Linked DNA regions of Homo sapiens: region 1 is linked to region 2. The links are chromatin contacts, found by Hi-C or POLR2A ChIA-PET in ENCODE. All regions are on one chromosome and are shown on one strand. The core of a region is the stretch at or near the end of the contact, and the rest is flanking DNA. Distances in the headings are between cores, read along the strand shown. Region 1 overlaps CES3 (carboxylesterase 3). Region 2 holds the start of CDH16 (cadherin 16).

Evidence for each region. A loop is a pair of places that touch in the nucleus more often than their neighbours do. ChIA-PET counts read pairs that join two places held with the same protein, here RNA polymerase II (POLR2A).
Region 1: a loop to region 2 is called in a map of pancreas, with 2.5 times the contacts of the local background. The contact joins the enhancer-like site here to the promoter of CDH16 in region 2. A Hi-C loop is called at or near these places in 2 of 168 maps with a recorded cell type or tissue (endothelial cell of hepatic sinusoid and pancreas). POLR2A ChIA-PET finds 5 or more read pairs at or near these places in 1 of 52 experiments (HEK293).

Annotation. Positions count from the first base shown.
Region 1 is chr16:66,975,149-66,980,875 of GRCh38, reverse strand. CES3 (carboxylesterase 3) reads right to left here. Exons shown (of 13, transcript NM_024922.6): 13 at 5,727. Among named protein-coding and RNA genes, the nearest start is that of CES4A, 11 kb to the left of the region's middle. RefSeq lists an enhancer at 5,696-5,727. Within about 2 kb of position 1,660, at least 2 of the 41 ENCODE cell types and tissues checked have a DNase peak (open chromatin) inside an H3K27ac peak, as active enhancers do.
Region 2 is chr16:66,915,522-66,921,281 of GRCh38, reverse strand. It overlaps CDH16 (cadherin 16), which reads left to right and starts at 2,397. Exons shown (of 18, transcript NM_004062.4): 1 at 2,397-2,478; 2 at 3,204-3,261; 3 at 3,557-3,640; 4 at 4,853-5,008; 5 at 5,079-5,217. The coding sequence starts at 3,217.

The DNA of each region.
Region 1 (5,727 bases), core at 411-2,910, 60 kb before region 2:
ATATTAGACACTACTACTTCACACCTACTAGGATGGCTAGAATTAAAGAGTCAGATAATAAGGCCAGGCATGGTGGCTCATGCCAGTAATCACAGCACTTTGGGAGGCCAAGGCAGGTGGATCACTTGAGGTCAGGAGTTCGAGACCAGCCTGGCCAACATGGGGAAACCCCGTCTCTTCTAAAATTATAAAAATCAGCTGCGTGTGGTGGTGGGCGCCTGTAATCCCAGATACTTGCCAGGCTGATGCAGAAGAATTGCTTGAGCCTCGGAGGCGGAGGTTGCAGTCAGCCAAGACCGTGCCATTGCACTCCAGCCTGGGTGATAGAGCAAGACTCTATCTTAAAAAAAAAAAAAACTCAGACAATAAATTTTGACAAAAAAGTGAAGAAATCAAAACCCTTACAGATCGCTGGTGGGAATATAAACTGGTGTAGAAAACAGTGGTTTTAGAAAACAGTTTGGCAGTTCCTCAAATGATGAAACATAGAGTTACCATATAACCCAGCAATTCCACTCATAAGTGTACAGTTGACCCTTGAACAATGTGGGTGTTAGGGGCGTTGACCACCATGCAGTTGAAAATCTGCATGTAACTTTTGACACCCAATAAACTTTACTAATAGCATACTGTTGGCTGGAAGCCTTACTGATAACATAGTCATCGATTAACACTTTTTTTGTTTGTTTTTTATTTTTGACACCCAGGCTAGAATGCAGTGGCACGATCTCGGCTTCACTGTAATCTCCACCTCCCAGGTTCAAGCAATTCTTCTGCCTCAGCCTCCCAAGTAGCTGGGATTGCAGGTGCCCGCCACCATGCCAGGCTAATTTTTGTATTTTTGTTTCCCAGCTTTATTTTGCCATGTTGCCCAGGCTGGTCTTGAACTCCTGGCCTCAGCTGACCTGCCCACCTTGGCCTCTGACAAACTCCAGGAGCCACAGTCCAGGCCCAAAAGACAGAGGGGACTCATGAAGGCATCTGAGGGAGAGCAGGGCTGGCCCCTGTCATCTCCCTGCGGGCTGTCCAGCCCCAGTCTGAAGCCACTGCCTTGCAAAACCCCTCCTCTGGGCCTCCCTTGCTGGCCTAACTAGAATCCCAGTCCCCCCACCCAAGTCAGCCCACTAGACCCCAACTCCAGCACCTGGAAGGCCACCCTAGACACAAGGGCACATTCTGGAGGGGAAGGACTTGCAGTTTGAAGGCCAGTAAACTTGGGTGTGAGTCCTGCCTTTGTTCTCACTGTGTGGCCTCAGGCACGGTACTGCCCCTCTCTGATTCTAATTTCCTCATCTGTAAGGTGGGGTCCTCTCGGAACCCCAGAGGACGGCCCAGAGGCCTGCGGGAGAGGCCGGGTGTGAGTAAGCTTGAGCTCAGAGGAGAGCTCAGTGGGTGGCCGGGAGAAGCCTGGACCTCACCCCTACCCGCACCGCCAGCGATTGCCTTGTTTCCTGGGGTCCTGGTCAAGGTCTGAAGAGTGGGAAGGGGCCAGCTTGGGGGCAGCAGGGAGGGGCAACGTCACCCGAAGAGAGGCTCCAGTGGCAACGATGCCCCAAAGTGTGGGAGGTCTGGGGGTGATGGGAAGGAAGGCAGGCAGGCTAGGGCAGGGAAAGAAGGCCATGTGGGTGCCACTGCAAGAACCAGAGCTGGCGTTCCCCTGCCAAGTTCCTTCCTGTTCTTGGAATAGCCTTCCCGGAGCCTGGGCAGGCTGGACTGGGAACTGGGGTGGAGGCTGCGGGGGCGTGCAGAAGTGGAGATGGGGGGTGGCTAAAACCCAGGAGGTGGGGCTATAGACAGACTGGGGAGGAACTTGAACATGGCTTCCCTGAAGTCCCCAGGGAGGGACACAGACTCTATATGACACTCAACCTGCCATTCAGAGCCTCCCAGGGGTCCACCGACCAATTCTTTTGGGCAGCTACAGGCTCAGAAGTTATTTATTTACTTAGAGACAGAGTCTCACTCTGTTGCCCAGCCTGGAGTGTTGTGGCTCAATCAGCTCACTGTAACCTCGAACTCCTGGGCTCAAGCCATCCTCCTGCCTCACACTACTACAGGTGTGAGACACAACATCTGGCTAATTTTTAAAACTTTTTGTACAGATGGGGCCTTGCGATGTTGCCCAGGCTGGTCTTAAATTCCTGGCCTCAAGCGATCCTCCCACCTCGGCTTCCCAAAGTGCTGGGGTTACAGGTGTGAGCAACTGCCCCTAGTCCCAGAAGTTATTTTAAGGTGGAAGAGACTCATGCCAATATTATGATGCTCCCTGACATACCCCAATTCTTCCATGTTTGAGTTGTAGTCGAGGAGCCATATGATTTTTTTGGACATTGCGAGCAGAGTGTTTATACCTGTGCCAGGGAGCACTTATTTAGCACTGGCTGTGTGTCAAGCACGACTCTAGGTGCTTCATGGCTAATGATGTTTCAGTACTCACAGCCAGACCTGGGAAGGGAGTCACTAACCTTACTCTCATTTTACAGATGAGAAAACTGAGGAACAAAGAGGATACACAGCTTACTCAAAGATACACATCTGTGGTCGAGTGCAGTGGCTCATGCCTGTAATCCCAGCACTTTGGGAGGCCGAGGTGGGTGGATCACTTGGGGCCAAGAGTTAGAGACTAGCCTGGCCAACATGGTGAAACCCCGTCTCTACTAAAAACAAAAATTATCCAGGTGTGGTGGTGGGCGCCTGTAATCCCAGCTACTTGGGAGGCTGAGGCACAAGAATCATTTGAAGCCTGGAGACAGAGGTTGCAGTGAAGCAAGATCACACCAATGCACTCCGGCCTTGGTGACAGAGTGAGACTCTATCTCAACAAAAATAAAAAATAGAAATAAAATAAAGAGAAGATACACACCCAGTAAATGGTGGAACTCGTAGGAACCCTATCCGTGAGCGTGTGTGTGTGAGACTGTCGGGTTGTGTGAGTAACTAAGGTTGGCCTTGGGTAGATACTGGAAGCATCTGCTAGGACCTCATCCTGTGGCGGGGTCCAGGTGTGCACGTCTGATCCTGCAGCGCCCCCTGGTGCTCACACTCCTGCACTGTTCACTTGGCCCTTCCTGTGGCCCTTCCACTGGGAGGCTCCCGGGTCCACCAGTCCCTGTCCTGCAGGGCCACGCCTGTCTGAGTCTTTGGCTTGCTCCCTTCAGCTCTGCATGGCTGCTGGGTCCTAGGGCATGGAGGGGCCTTCAGGGAGCCTCAGGGAAGAGAGAATACAGAGGCATGAGGCCTGGAATCCCCTCTGCCTGGTAGGTCATATCCCCCGACCCCTGGGGCAGTACCAGACATTCTCCTCCCTCCCTGGGTGAAGGATGCCCTTGGCGGAGAGGGCTGGAGCTAGGACAGGGTCTGAGGCCTCAGCAGCCGGCTTGCCCACCCTCTCCAGGGCCTGCTGGTGTTGGCGATACCCAACCTGGTAACACCCCCCCGCTACACTCCCATGGCTGCCCTGTGGGGGCCACCATCAGGCCCAGAGGAAGAGGCCTCTTTGTACATCCAGTGTGGCCCACACCAGACCCCTGATTTCCGGGTCCACTCCTGCTTGCCTTAAGGCTGCCCTATCGGGGCTTCTTTTCCCCAACCTCTGTGTCTGGTCAGTCGCCCGGTCTTGTCTGCGGACTCTAAATCTAGAGCCCACCAGTGCCTCTCCATCCACCTGGCAGCCCACCCTGGTCCCCTCCCTGTTCTCCCTGCTCTCCCCCTCCTCTCCCCCCTCCCAGCCACCCTCCTCCATACAACAGGGCTTCCATGAGCGTCAAGTCCATGCCGACCCCTGTCGCAGCCCACAAGTCCTCTCACGTCTGCTCTTTGCTGACCTCTCCAGCCCTGCAGAGCCGCGATTCCTCCACACATTGCATCCTTCAGGCCTTTGCTGCTGTTGTTCCCTCTGCCAGGCACGCCCTTCCCCCGCTCCCCACCCTTCCAGTCTTCTACGCTGGTCTGCACGGTTGAGTAACCTCTGTTTATTCCTCGGGTCTCAGCTGAGATGTCCCTCCTTCCCTGTCTCCCAAGTCTGGGCTGGTCTACGTCTCTGTGTCCTCACAGCCCTTCGTGTCCCAGTTACACACTGTATTATTGGGGCCTGTTTTGTTTTGTTTTGTTTTTGAGACAAGGTCTCACTCTGTCACCCAGGCTGGAGTGCAGTGGCGTGATCTCGGCTCACTGCAACCTCTGCCTCCCGGGTTCATGTGATTCTCCTGGCTCAGCCTCTCTAGTAACTGGGACTACAGGTGCACACTAGCACGCCTGGCTGATTTCTGTATTTTTTAATACAGAGAAGGTTTCGCTATGTTGGCCAGGCTGGACTCGAACTCCTGACCTCAGGTGATCCACCCGCTTCGGCTTCCCAAAGTGCTGGGATTACAGGCGTGAGCCACCGTGCCCGGCCAGGGCCTACTTGTCAAGCTCTACCAGCTTGTGGGGATGAACTTCCCTGGTGGAAGGAAGTGGATGAGAATAGCAGGACTTCAGTGGCACGTGGAGAACTTGGACTTGTCTTCAGGGAGACAGGGAGTCACCAGGAGCTTTCGAGCAGGAGAATGATATGACTCAGAGCCCTTCTGGCTTTCTGTCTCTCCTTCCTCCCCAAAATGGACTTCCCAGAACAGAGCTGGTTCCAGTTGGAAATGAAAATGCTGGCCAGGCGCGGTGGCTCACGCCTGTAATCCCAGCACTTTGGGAGGCCGAGGTGGGTGGATCATCTGAAGTCAGGAGTTCAAGACCAGCCTGGCCAACATGGTGAAACCCTGTCTCTACTAAAAATACAAAAAAATTAGCTGGGCATGATGGTGGGCGCCTGTAATCCCAGCTACTCGGGAGGCTGATTCAGGAGAATTGCCTGGACCTGGGAGGTAGAGGTTTCAGTGGGCTGAGATCGTGTCATTGCACTCCAGCCTGGGCAACAAGAGTGAAACTCCATCTCAAAAAAACAAGACAGAAAGAAAGGAAGAAAGAAAAAAGAAAATGAAAATGCTTTTCACCCACCCATCAGCAGCCAGCAGCTCAGTCTGACTGAGGAAGGGCATTTGTGCGACTGGAGCTGGTAGGATGGCATAACGGGGGCAGGGAAGACTCTGGGATATGTATTGAAATCCAGGTGTTGGCTGGGCACAGTGGGACACACCTGCAATCCCAGTGTTTTGGAAGGCCGAGCCGGGAAGATCATTTGAGGCCAGGAGTTTGAGGCCAGTCTCGGCAACATGGTGATACCCTGTCCCTACAAAAACTAAAAAAATTATCCAGGCATGGCGACACTCACTTGCAGTCCCCGCTACTTGGGAGGCTGAGGGGGGAGAATCGCTTGATTGAGTTCGAGGCTGCAGTGAGTTCGAGGAGTTCAAGGCTGCAGAGAGCTACAATCGTGCCACTTCAGTCCAGCATGCACAGCAGAGTGGACCCTGTCTCTAAAACAAAAACAAAAATAAACCCAGGTGTTTTAAGGTAGTGGTACATTGATCCTCAAAGCAAGAAATGTTTACTTCTGTGTCCGGAATTGGTGGGTTCTTTGTCTCACTGACTTCAAGAATGAAGCCACGGACCCTCCCGGTGAGTGTTACAGTTCTGAAAGGTGGCGTGTCGGGAACTGGTTCCTTCTGAGGTTCAGATGCGTTCGGAGTTTCTTCCTTCTGGTGGGTTCGTGGTCTCGCTGGCTCAGGAGTGAAGCTGCAGACCTTCGCGGTGAGTGTTACAGCTCATAAAGGCAGTGTGGACCCAAAGAGT
Region 2 (5,760 bases), core at 1,148-3,647:
TCCACAGCTGGTATTTCTGCCCTGTTCCCTCTTGAGGGGCTGGAATCAGCTGAGGTTGGGGATAGAGACCTCCGAGGGGTGGTTTGTGAAGGCACACACAGCTCCACATGGCTCCTCCACCACTTCACTGGGGTTGAGCTACGGAGGAGGCACTCACTGTTCTCTCTACCATGAGTATCCAGGCCAGAACATTCCATGCTCAGCATTGGCTAATTCAGTTTTGGTGGGAACAGCTGCCGGGAGCCCGCCCTGCCTGGAATGAGAGGTCTTGCATTTGTATAGGAAGGTGTACTCGTGCTTATGTTTAGGGATGCACCTGTCTCCCTGCCCACCCATGCCCATGGCTCCCTCACCCTCGGCACAAGTGCTGCTAAGAGTTTTTATCTACATGGTCTCAGGAAAAACCATCCCCATCTGGTGCTGGGTGGGAAGTGGCTGAGTGGGGACTGGTATACAGGTCTGCCCATCTCCAAAGCCTGGAGGCAGCCTGGGGCGAGGTGGGGGGCAGTTTCTAAGAAGGTTCTGGGCCAAGGTCCATACATTCCTTCCTTAGTTCAATTTATTCAATTTATTCATTCCCTCACCCTCGGCACAAGTGCTGCTAAGAGTTTTTATCTACATGGTCTCAGGAAAAACCATCCCCATCTGGTGCTGGGTGGGAAGTGGCTGAGTGGGGACTGGTATACAGGTCTGCCCATCTCCAAAGCCTGGAGGCAGCCTGGGGCAAGGTGGGGGGCAGTTTCTAAGAAGGTTCTGGGCCAAGGTCCATACATTCCTTCCTTAGTTCAATTTATTCAATTTATTCATTCCACAGACTCCAGGGAGCCCTGGCAACCTGGTTAGAATCCTGATTGCAGCTTATTGAATGGCAGGAGGAGGCTTGAGGGCTGCCCCTCCATGTACAGGGGAGCGCTGAGATTCACCCACGTGCTCCCCAGGGCAGAGGTAACTGCTCAGAGCTGTTGCTGCTCTGCCCCTCCTCCCCACATACTTCAAGGAATGCAGAAGGCATGGTATTTTCAGATCAAGTGAGGGTCCCCAGGCCTTCCTGGCTCTGTCACTTATTGACTGTGTGACCCTAGGCAAACCACTCAGCTTCTCTGTGCCCCAGCATGTGCCCAATGCCCCTTCAGAACGCAGTATGTGGCATAATGAAGGTATGTGCTCAGAGCAGTGCTGGGCACAGAGCAGGAGCTTAACACGTGTGAAACCCCCTTCAACCTCCCCACACTACACTGCTCCAGGCTGGGTGCCAGAGTGACCCTGAAGCAGGCACTCAGCTTGTGACAAGGCTGGGGGCAGCTGGGGGTAGCTTCTGGCCTGAGAGAGACTAATCAGATGTACAGTGGGAAGGACTTCGTGGGGACCATGGGAAGCTCCAAGGCTGGAGAGGGACTGGAGACCTTCTTCCCACCCTCTCCCCTCATTCCAGACTCCCAGGCCCCAGAAGCATCTCCTGGCTCTGCTTGGCTGCCCTCATTGCGGGGAGAGCCCCTGTTCAGCCCTGCAACTCCCTCAAGGTCACCTGAGCCAGTTTAATCTTCTTAGGGGCATGAGACTGCCCACTGTCTCAGCCCTGTCACTGTTGAGTGGCCAGTGTAAGGACTTCGGGAGCTCATAGGCTGCTGCACTCCCCCACCACAGGTCCCCCTGGGGGGGGTGGTCTGGAGCCCCAATACCCACTTCCACTCATGTACTGCTCACCCATCCTTTGCAACCTCCAGCTCCTTGTCTTAGTTCCACAAGCCATGCGGAGCTGCCAGGGCAGAATGAGAGCCAGGTCATTCCTGAGTCCCTGAGTTCTGCTCTCAAAGGGCTCCCAATCTAATGGAAGAGGCAGACAATGACAAGCTGGTGTCCTCTGTGTATTAATAGAGATAGCACATGGCATGGTGTGAGGGGGAGGGGCATTCCCAGAGGAGGCTCCTGAACAAGCCTGGGAACATAGGGGAAGTTTCCTGGAAAAAGGAATATTTGAGCTGAGCACTGAAGCATGCATGAGCAGGTGCTTACCACACAGATGAATGAGTGGGAAGGGTGTTCCATGCAAAAGGAACAGAGTGTGAAAAGGTGTGGCTGCAGACACTGGAGCCTGGGAGATAAGTCAGACCAAGTCTGGAGCCACAGAAAAAGTAACGTCCAGAACCAGAGGGCCAAGGAATACCTCCTGGGCTGTGCTGGGGTCGAGGGAGTGCCAGGCCAACCATCTCCCCACCTCCTGGAGCTGGCAGTCACGGATGCTGAGCAGCTCCTGGCTTTCCAAAGTCAATGAGTAACTTGGGGGGCTGGGCGGGGCCAGGCCTGCTGCTGTGGGCCCAGTGGCCTTTTCCACTCCTGAGCAAGCGTGGCTGAACCCTCCTACCTGCTCAAGTGCCCTGCCTTGCCCCACCCAGCCCAGCCTGGCCAGAGCCCCCTGGAGAAGGAGCTCTCTTCTTGCTTGGCAGCTGGACCAAGGGAGCCAGTCTTGGGCGCTGGAGGGTGAGGGGCTGGGAGTGGAGGGGAGGGCATGGCTGAGGCTGAGGTTGGTGGTGGGGAAAGGAGAAACACTGCCCTGTCCTCGCCATCTGGGAAAGAATTCCCAGGGCCTCATCTTAGAGGGGTTGTCGATTTGTCGCTGCTCTGCCTGCCCAGCTCCATGACAAGGGCTGGAAAATGATGAGACAAGGGCCGGGCTCCTGCTCCGGGGGTTCTCCTTGTCTAGAAGGTGGCAGTGGGAGGCAGGACAGTCCCAGAGGCCCTGAGCTAGGAGGACTCCTCCTGTGGTCAAGTCCTCTGTGACCTTGGCCAGACCCCAGCATTCAGGCCTTGCCTGCAACAAGAGGTGACTTCAGGAAGTGACCCTCCAAGTCTTCAGGAACTTTCCAGCTTCAAACTTTTGTGATTTGGGGGATTGCTAGAAAATTACCACTTTGGGATCTGCGGCCTGGGGAGGCTATGGTGAGAAGGAGCTGGAGGTCTGGAGGTGAAATTCTGATAGAGTGCTTGATGGACCAAGAGCCTAGAAGCAGGGTGGCTGGGCCTGGGGGCCTTGGTGGGCCTGGCCGAGGAGCAGGGCACTACCCTGCAGGAGATGGAGAGCCTCAGCTCCTTTGGAGGGGAGGAAGAGAAGACTAGTCTGCAGTACGATCCCACTAGTTGTGTGTGTGGGATGGAAAGCCCCTCCCTACCCACCTGGGCTGGATCCTCACTGCCGTGTCCCTCAGGCCTGTCCTGACCATGGTCCCTGCCTGGCTGTGGCTGCTTTGTGTCTCCGTCCCCCAGGTGAGCTAGGCCCTGCCCCCTCTCCTTCAGGTCTTGGCTTTGGGGGTTGACACCCTTGCCCCCAACTCCACCTGGACCAATTGCACTGACCGTGAGAACGGTGCAAGGCATGGGAGGGGTCAGAGCTGGGACTATAGAGCCACTGTGGGATGAGGAGGTCAAAGACCAGAGCGCGGGTGGATGGACTAAGGTACAGCCAGGCCCTGGGAAGGGGCGGAAATTCCGCTCTTCTGTTGGGTCTCAGTGCCCACGCAGGAAGATAGAGCCTGGTGACAAGGTGAGAATCCTCCCACAGGCTCTCCCCAAGGCCCAGCCTGCAGAGCTGTCTGTGGAAGTTCCAGAAAACTATGGTGGAAATTTCCCTTTATACCTGACCAAGGTGAGCCGGAGAGCTGGGGTTGGGGCCGGGGGGATCCCTCCCCGCAAAGTCCTGCTTCTCCTTCCTCTGGCACCCTTCCTCTTGCTGTTTCTCTTTGAAATCCTGCTTTCCAGAGAGTATGTACACGTTACACAGGTTGAGTGTCCCCTATCTGAAATGCTTGGGACCAGAAGTGTTTCAGATTTTGGATTTTTTTTTTTCTTCAGATTTTGGAATATTTGCATATATATCATGAGATATCTTGGGGAATGGAACCCAAATCTAGATAGGAAATTCATTTATGTTTCATATACATCTTATACACATAGCCTGAAGGTAACGTTATACATTTTTTTTTCTTTTGAGACGAAGTTTCGCTCTTGTCGCCCAGGCTGGAGTGCAGTAGCATGTTCTCAGCTCACTGCAACTTCCACGTCCTGGGTTCAAGAGATTCTCCTGCCTCAGCCTCCTGAGTAGCTGGGACTACAGGCATGCACCACCACTCCTGGCTAATTTTTTTTTTTTTTTTTTGTATTTTTAGTAGAGACAGGGTTTCGCCATGTTGGCCAGGCTGGTCTTGAACACCTCACCTCAGGTGAGCCGCCCGTCTTGGGCTCCCAAAGTGCTGGGATTACCACTTTGGGATTTGCGAGCTGGGGAGGCTATGGCCAGAAGGAGCTGACAGTACAGAGGTGAAATTCCGACAGAATCCTTGAGTGGCCAAGAGCCCAGTGTGAGTCTGCTCCTGGGCGAATATTTTTAATGATTTTGTGCATGAAACAAAGTTCTGACTATGTGTTGACTGTGACCTGTCACATGAGGTCAGATGCGGCATTCTGTACTTGTCACATCATATTGGCGCTCAAAAAGTTTCAGATTTTGAGTATTTCAGATTTCAGATTTTCGGGTTAGAGATGCTCAACCTGCAGTGGGAATGACTAACAGATTTTAATCCTAGTGGAGAGCAGAGCTTTAGATTAAAGAACGAAATCTCGGTGGTGAGGTTTCAAGCTTCAGAAAGAAGGGCAGAGAGTTTTGGGGAGCATCAGGTCCAGGGAAAAGAGTTCTGGCTCTGAGTCTCAGTCCTGATGCTTACTGGCTGTGTGACCTCTGACAGGAGCCAGATGTCTCTGAGACTCAGTTTCCCCACATGTAAAATGAGGCCATCAGGTGGAGGAGGGGCATCTCCCAGGCCTGGCCACCGCTCCCTTCACTTCTGTTCATTTCCATCAGTTGCCGCTGCCCCGTGAGGGGGCTGAAGGCCAGATCGTGCTGTCAGGGGACTCAGGCAAGGCAACTGAGGGCCCATTTGCTATGGATCCAGATTCTGGCTTCCTGCTGGTGACCAGGGCCCTGGACCGAGAGGAGCAGGCAGAGTACCAGCTACAGGTATGGCTGGGCCAGGTGTAGGGGAGAGCAGGCAAGGCAGAGCCAGACGCTGACTCCCCTTCCCTGCCAGGTCACCCTGGAGATGCAGGATGGACATGTCTTGTGGGGTCCACAGCCTGTGCTTGTGCACGTGAAGGATGAGAATGACCAGGTGCCCCATTTCTCTCAAGCCATCTACAGAGCTCGGCTGAGCCGGGGTACCAGGCCTGGTGAGTGACCAGGGCAGCCAATTTACAGTAAGGTCAGGTGGGCCTTGATGGAACAGCAGAGAGCGAAGAGATGGCCAGACAGTTGGCATAGGACAGGGCAGCCATTTCTGTCCCATTTCTTTTTTCTTTTCTTTTCTCTTTTTTCTTTTCTTTTTTTCTTTTTTTTGAGATGGAGACTCACTGTCACCCAGGTTGGAGTGGAGCGCAATGGCGCGATCTCAGCTCACTGCAACCTCCACCTCCTAGGTTTAAGCAATTCTCCTGCTTCAGCCTCCCAAGAAGCTGGGATTACAGGCACCCGCCACCATGCCCGGCTAATTTTTTTTGTATTTTTAAAAGAGACGGGGTTTCGCCTTGTTGGCCAGGCTGGTCTCGAACTCCTGGCCTCAGGTGGTCTGCCTGCCTCAGCCTCCCAAAGTGCTGGAATTACAGGCATGAGCCACTGCACCTGGCCCATCCTGTACCATTTCTGTCCCACCTTGTTCCTCCCTACTCCACTGAGGGTGCCATCCATTCTTGGCTTCAGTTTGCTCATCTGGGAAG